2 separate regions of the Homo sapiens genome follow, and region 1 is linked to region 2. A link is a contact called in ENCODE Hi-C data. All regions are on one chromosome and are shown on one strand. Each heading gives the region's core, a stretch centred on a gene start or an enhancer-like site at or near the end of the contact. The rest is flanking DNA. Distances are from core to core; before and after follow the strand shown.

Evidence for each region. Hi-C counts contacts between places; a loop is a spot of excess contacts on that map. Pooled maps may share reads with other maps.
Region 1: a loop to region 2 is called in a pooled map, with 14 times the contacts of the local background. The contact joins the promoter of ISCU here to the promoter of DEPDC4 in region 2. A Hi-C loop is called at or near these places in 3 of 50 pooled maps.

The regions. Positions count from the first base shown.
Region 1 is chr12:108,561,224-108,564,236 of GRCh38, forward strand. It overlaps ISCU (iron-sulfur cluster assembly enzyme), which reads left to right and starts at 1,373. Exons shown (of 5, transcript NM_213595.4): 1 at 1,373-1,513. The coding sequence starts at 1,400. RefSeq lists enhancers at 29-88, 99-198, 1,053-1,112, 1,183-1,262, 1,793-1,862 and silencers at 1,473-1,592, 2,553-2,602.
Region 2 is chr12:100,265,443-100,268,328 of GRCh38, forward strand. It overlaps DEPDC4 (DEP domain containing 4), which reads right to left and starts at 1,637. Exons shown (of 10, transcript NM_001364818.2): 1 at 1,478-1,637. The coding sequence starts at 1,634. SCYL2 (SCY1 like pseudokinase 2) reads left to right here and starts at 1,735. Exons shown (of 18, transcript NM_017988.6): 1 at 1,735-2,350. RefSeq lists enhancers at 1,480-1,559, 2,230-2,299, 2,310-2,369 and silencers at 1,930-1,979, 2,080-2,159.

The DNA of each region.
Region 1 (3,013 bases), core at 123-2,622, 8.3 Mb after region 2:
GGCGCGCGCCTTATCAAAAACCCGTTTTCTTGCCATTGAAAGAGAAACTGGGAACTTAGATAACAGGAAAATCTCCACATACACTAAATTCACATTATTTTATACCCTGTAAAAGCTCCCACCAGATATAAAAACTCATTATAATGGCATGCGTTCCGTCACAACTTCGGACAGAAGTTGGGTCTTTGGGCAGGAAGTGGAAGCCATAGAGGAAGTCATGGAGCGAGAGTGATGTCTGTAGTGAAGAATTTGGCGCCATCTTGAGAAGGTCAAAGTGATTCTTCGATTAAATGCCTTACTTATCGCCTAGTGTGACCTGGCGCTTGGGTTTACTCTCCCCAGCAACTGCGCCTCAAACGCAAAGAAAACTGCAGGTCCTCGGGGAAGGATCGATTTCACCATTCAAGAGAAAAATCCATTTCCCAGATTCCTCCCCTTTATGTAAACGTCTGGTACCTAGTAGACGTTAAATACACGTGAGTTTTCCGGTTTTATAAGATCACATACTGCAAACCAACAGTAAATTACATTAATACGCATTTCTTTAGAAATTCTTAATTGCTAGGCACTGACATATAAATTGAGTTTGCTGTTGTTTTAGAGAGAAAAATAGACATATTCATTTTTTTTCAATCAGGACATGGTATTCGTTTCCTTCTTAAGCTTCCCATTTTTGAGGTAGGAAAGTATTGGTGTGTGTCTCTATCTCTACCTTGCTCCCTCATTAGCAGGCTTAATGGGCAGGAATTATGTCTGTTTTGCTTTCCGTTGGATCCCCGGGTCTAGTAGAGCGCCTTGACACATAGTAGGTACTCGACACAGATGCTGGCTTCATGATGAAGCAATTGTCCTCGAATTAATACAAAAGGGAAGATTCAGACTCAGCGAGCCGGTACCATTCGTCTAGGGACACACAGCCAGGAAGGAACCGAACCAGGATTCTAACCCAGGATTACCCAAGTTCGAATTCTAATTGAACATAAGTCCTTAGCGACCTTGGACGGACTTACTAAACTGCCCTGAATCTCGGCTTCCTTAGCTGCAAAATAGGGTTAGGAAAAGTGGACTCGGTGCTCCTCTGCGCCGCATTCCCGCAGCGGGATTTGTGAAAGCGAACTTGAGCCCCACACTGCAGAAGCCCTGAGGTCCTGTCTCAACCAGAATCCAGCACCCAGGACAAGCCCTCCAGCGACTTCAGACCTTCCCGCTCCCGACCCCGCCCGCCCCCGAGAGGCGTGGTCAAGGCGGGGCCAGAAGGCGGACGCGTGCACGGAGCGGTAAAGCGCAGGCGCAAAGCTTCGGTGACGTCAGAGAGGCGCGCTCCCAGCTCGGAGCCGACTCGCAGACGCGCCCCGCCCCTCGGCGTCGCTCTGGACTGGCGCAGGCGCAAGCCGGCAAGATGGCGGCGGCTGGGGCTTTCCGTCTGAGGCGGGCGGCATCGGCTCTGCTGCTGCGGAGCCCCCGCCTGCCCGCCCGGGAGCTGTCGGCCCCGGCCCGACTCTATCACAAGAAGGTAGGGACAAAAGAGGGACGCGCGGAATGCCGACTCAGCGGAGGCCTGGGCTGGAGGGGCGGCCGCGGGGTTCTGCGCAGCTAGGACTGGGAGCTGTCCCCTCCCACGTCTTTGCCCTGACTCGCTTTCCCTTGCTGCGCAGTGAGGCTCACTGCAACTGATAAACAACAGTTACCGCTCATCGGGCGGCGACTTCCAGGGGGCCCCGCCGCTGGCCGCGACTTCGTGCGTCCCAATTTTAAATTCGCCAACAGCCCAGGAGGCAGGGTCCTGTTGGGACTTGTCTTTCTGAGTCCAGGGACAGACACACCCCCGGAGCGGGCTCCGGCTTCAGCCACTCCGCTGCCCTGGCCAGATGACCTTGGGCTAGTCACTGCGCCTCTCTGAACCTGTTTCCCCAGGTGTAAATGGGGGGCTCTCAGCTGTCCCTTACAAAGGATACTGTGCGTGGAGTCCTGGCATGGTTCCTGGCACATAGGCCCCAGCACGAGGAGACCGTTTCTGTTACTGCTTTAGGAGTGCATAGGGGAGTCAGGCTTGTAACCAACATGCGTAATGTTTTTGTTTTGTTTGGGGGGTTTTTTGGCGGGGAAGGAGGGATAGATTCATAGTCTGCAGCCCCTTGCTGTCTGGTGGCACAAAGTCCCCCAGACGTGAGACTCCCACTCGAGAAACAACTAAAGAATGCCATAAATCAACGTGGCACAAAAGGCCCCTACATTAGATACTATCCTGAGGTCCCTTTTACTTGGAGTCAAAATCCTTAGTCAGATGGGGGGAAAAGGGGACTGGAAGATCGGCGTGCTTACTACTAACCAGTAACCAAACCTCAAGGTTATTAAGGCCTTCTGTGTGCCAGTTCGAATGGATGTTTATTGTGATCTGGCTTCTGCCCTTTCTCCAAGGGCTTCTTCACTCCTCCCCCTCCCGGGGGTGTGTTTTGTTGAGGGTACACCCTGAAGAAACTTGGACTAGCAGCCTTTCAGCAGCCAGGGTGCGCTGCTGCACCAGGGTGATGACAGGCTGTGAAATACGGTAATGGCACTGTTTTTATTTTAAAAGACACATAAACGTACACATTCCATAGCATTGTTCCCTGTGTAACAGTCACCTTAAGGCTTCTAAGAAAGCTTTCCCTCCCTGGGCCATGGTTATTTTTAGAATTTTTAAATAGTAATCATCCTTTGAGGATGGATTTTATTTGAAAATAACAAAACTGCTGTTTGAGCCCAAGTCTGGTGATGTAGGTGGGTGAAAGTCAAGTATTTTTGTAAAAATCCTATGGAACTAAGACATGATTTCACTGATTTTTTTTTCTTCTAGGTATCTCAAATCTGTGAAGTATTGTAGAGGAGACACAAAAGGAATTGGGGGTCACAAATGGTTCTCATTGACATGAGTGTAGACCTTTCTACTCAGGTGAAATTTGGTATTTAGTGATTGCCTGCCAGGTTCAAGATGCTGACCGAGGAGCTTACCATCAAACCAGAGACCAGTACC
Region 2 (2,886 bases), core at 387-2,886:
AAATTTAGCTGGGCATGGTGTCGCACGCCTGTAATCCCAGCTACTTGGGAAGCTGAGGCAGGAGAATTGCTAGAACCAGGAGGTGGAGGTTGCGGTGAGCCGAGATCACGCCATTGCACTCCAGCCTGGGCAAGGGAAAAAAAACAGTCTATTACCTGAAAAAAACAGTTAAATAAATTATGGTATACCCTTACTATAGAATAGTAGCCAGCCATTAGAAAGAATGAAGTAGAGCTATGTTTATAGTGTGCAAGGATCTCATTAAGTAGGGAAAAAGAAAAACCCAAAACAAAAATTTTTTAAAAATGAGCTGAGCAGAACAACTTGTATATTATTATCCTACTTAGGTAAAAATGAATTCCCAACCTATGTAAAAATGTATGTAAATAAATAGAAAGATCTGGAAGAATAAACTTCAAACGAGTAACCTTGGGGAAGAAGGATTGTAATGGTGGCTGATGAAAGAGGATGTACCCTTTTAAAGTGTACAATTCAGTGTTTCTAGTACATTCACAAAGTTGTGCAGCCATCACTATTATCTAATTTCAGACCATTGCATCATTCCACAAAGAAACCTATAGTTCGCAGTCATTCTTCATTCTTCCGTACCCCAGTAAAATTTTAATTAAAATTAAATTTAATTAAAATTAATTAAAAAAATTAAAGAATGATAAGGGAATAACTTAGAACTTCTAGAATGTTTTTTCTAGATTTGCAGGGGGAAGTGGGTAGAATCCAAGAACTTAAGCTCTCTTCTCCAACTATGCATAACCGCAAAAGTATGCCCAACTATACATATGTTTACGATAAAATGACAGAAATAAAAATCCACCACCCTCAAATTCCTTCTGTAACAGAAGTTACCCGTCTAATCACTCAAGAAATCTTATCCCCAGACATTGTGGGCAGAGCGGAGACTGAGGAGGGGAGGCCAGAAAGTGATGGGCGGAGGTGGGCAGGAGGGTACTCGACGGGGTAGGTGGAAAATACAGCGGTACAGCCTGTTTTCCATAGACAGTCTACCTCTCTAACCTTCATTAAACAAGTAGGCTAGATTAAAGAAATAACTCCTCTAGCTCAAGGAATTTGCCCTCTAGTACATTAACCCCTTGTTGCTGTAAGTGTAGCCTAGGGACCAGCAGCATTGGTGCCATCTGGACATGTATTAGAAACGCAGATTATCAGACCCTACTCCTCAATCAGAATTTGCACTTTCACAAGATCCTAGGGATTCGTATGTATATTAAAGTTTGAGAAAAAACGCTTTCCTGCACGCTCCAAGGGCACTTCACCACAGTAACCCCTAAAAAGCCTCAGTCCTGGGTCCCCCAGTCCAGTGCCTGGTAGGGCAGGAAGGGGGCGGGGCTAGGAAATGGGCGGGGCCCTGGACCAATGAGGAGCAGAGTCCCAGCCGCCTGCTCCCTTCAGCTGCCCCCTCCACCTTCACTGCACATTTGGCTAGGATATACAGGGCTACCTGTCCTCCTTTTCCGGCAGAAGCCATCTCTACGGTTCCTGGAACTTGGCCCGTTCAGCCCTGGGCCCGGAAGCTCGTTCTGACTGACAAGTCTACGGAACCTCGGAGTCAAAAGAACCGCCATAAGCTCGCGCGCTGGCTCCTCCCCTGGCACCATAGCCCCGCCCCACCTGACACCCGGGGCGGAGAGAAGTACTGGCTCCGCCTCTTCCGAACCGGCAGGAAGTGACGTCATGCCCCCGGCCGGCAGGTCTTTTAGTCTTTTTCCCCCTCCCTTACTCTTCGTCCCCGGTCCCTCCCCTCCCCACCCCTTTCCTTCTAGCTCCGACGTTTGCGGCCGCGGGGGCGGCGGAGGATATGGAGTAAAGCCAGAGTCAGTGGCCAGGCACGAAGGCAGAGCAGGAACAGCCAGGAGGCGTTTATTAGGGGGGCGGGGGGAAAGAGCCCCAGCACCGCCCCTCCTGGAAGAAGGAAGAGGTAAGTGACCGGCCGCCGGCACCGACCGACCTCCCTCACCGGCGGCTCTCTCGCCTGGGCTCCCGGAGCCGGCGAGGAGGGAATGGAGGACTCGCGCCCGGGTTAGGCCTCCCAGGGCCGCTCAGGCTGGTGGGTGTTGCCTGGTGACGGGCCTGCCGGCGGCCGGCCGGGCGATCGGCGGTCGGCGCCCGCGCAAAGCGGGGCTGGACGAGCAGCGAGCTCCGGGGAGCGGATCCGAGAGGGCCGAGTCCTCGAAAGAGGCCTTGAGGCGACGGGAGACCCGGGATCGAAGTCAGCTGCCGGAGGGAGAGCCCCCCATGCCGGCTCGAGAGCTCGGGTTTCGGTGGTGGAGAACGTAGTACCTTTCGGGGACATTGGACACTACTCTAGGACCGGGTGAGAGAGTTCACCTCAGTTCTGAGGTCCGGAATCCGGTAGCCTGGGTCACCAGCCAGGGCCCTGCCGCCCGCCGTCCTTCTCTGACAGTAGCTTTAGTTCTGGAATGGAAGGTTATTGTGTGTGAGGTGGGTGGGGCAGGGGTTTTGTTAAGAGAAAAAACCCCACGGTTACTCCTGCAGTCTTGTTTTTCTAAACGGGAGAATACGGATGGAGGAGGGTTTAGACCGATAAAGCTTGCAAAAACTTATTGGACTTTGAGCACATACCTGTGATCCGTAATTAAGGAGGCCATATTATCAAATCCACCCTCTAAGGCACTCGAGGAGGCTCCAGACAAGCTGCTTAAAAGCGCTATGCCTGTAGTGACTTCATTGGAAGGTGTCAACTATTTTTTAGTACGTCAAACTCAGGAATTATTTGTGATGACACTTTCTAAAAACATTGGATACTATGAGTGAGTTTTCTAAGTAGCCTATCTCCGTTCTGAAAAATAAATAGTTTAGCAAAAATGCTCCAAATCAGCCTGCCACTGT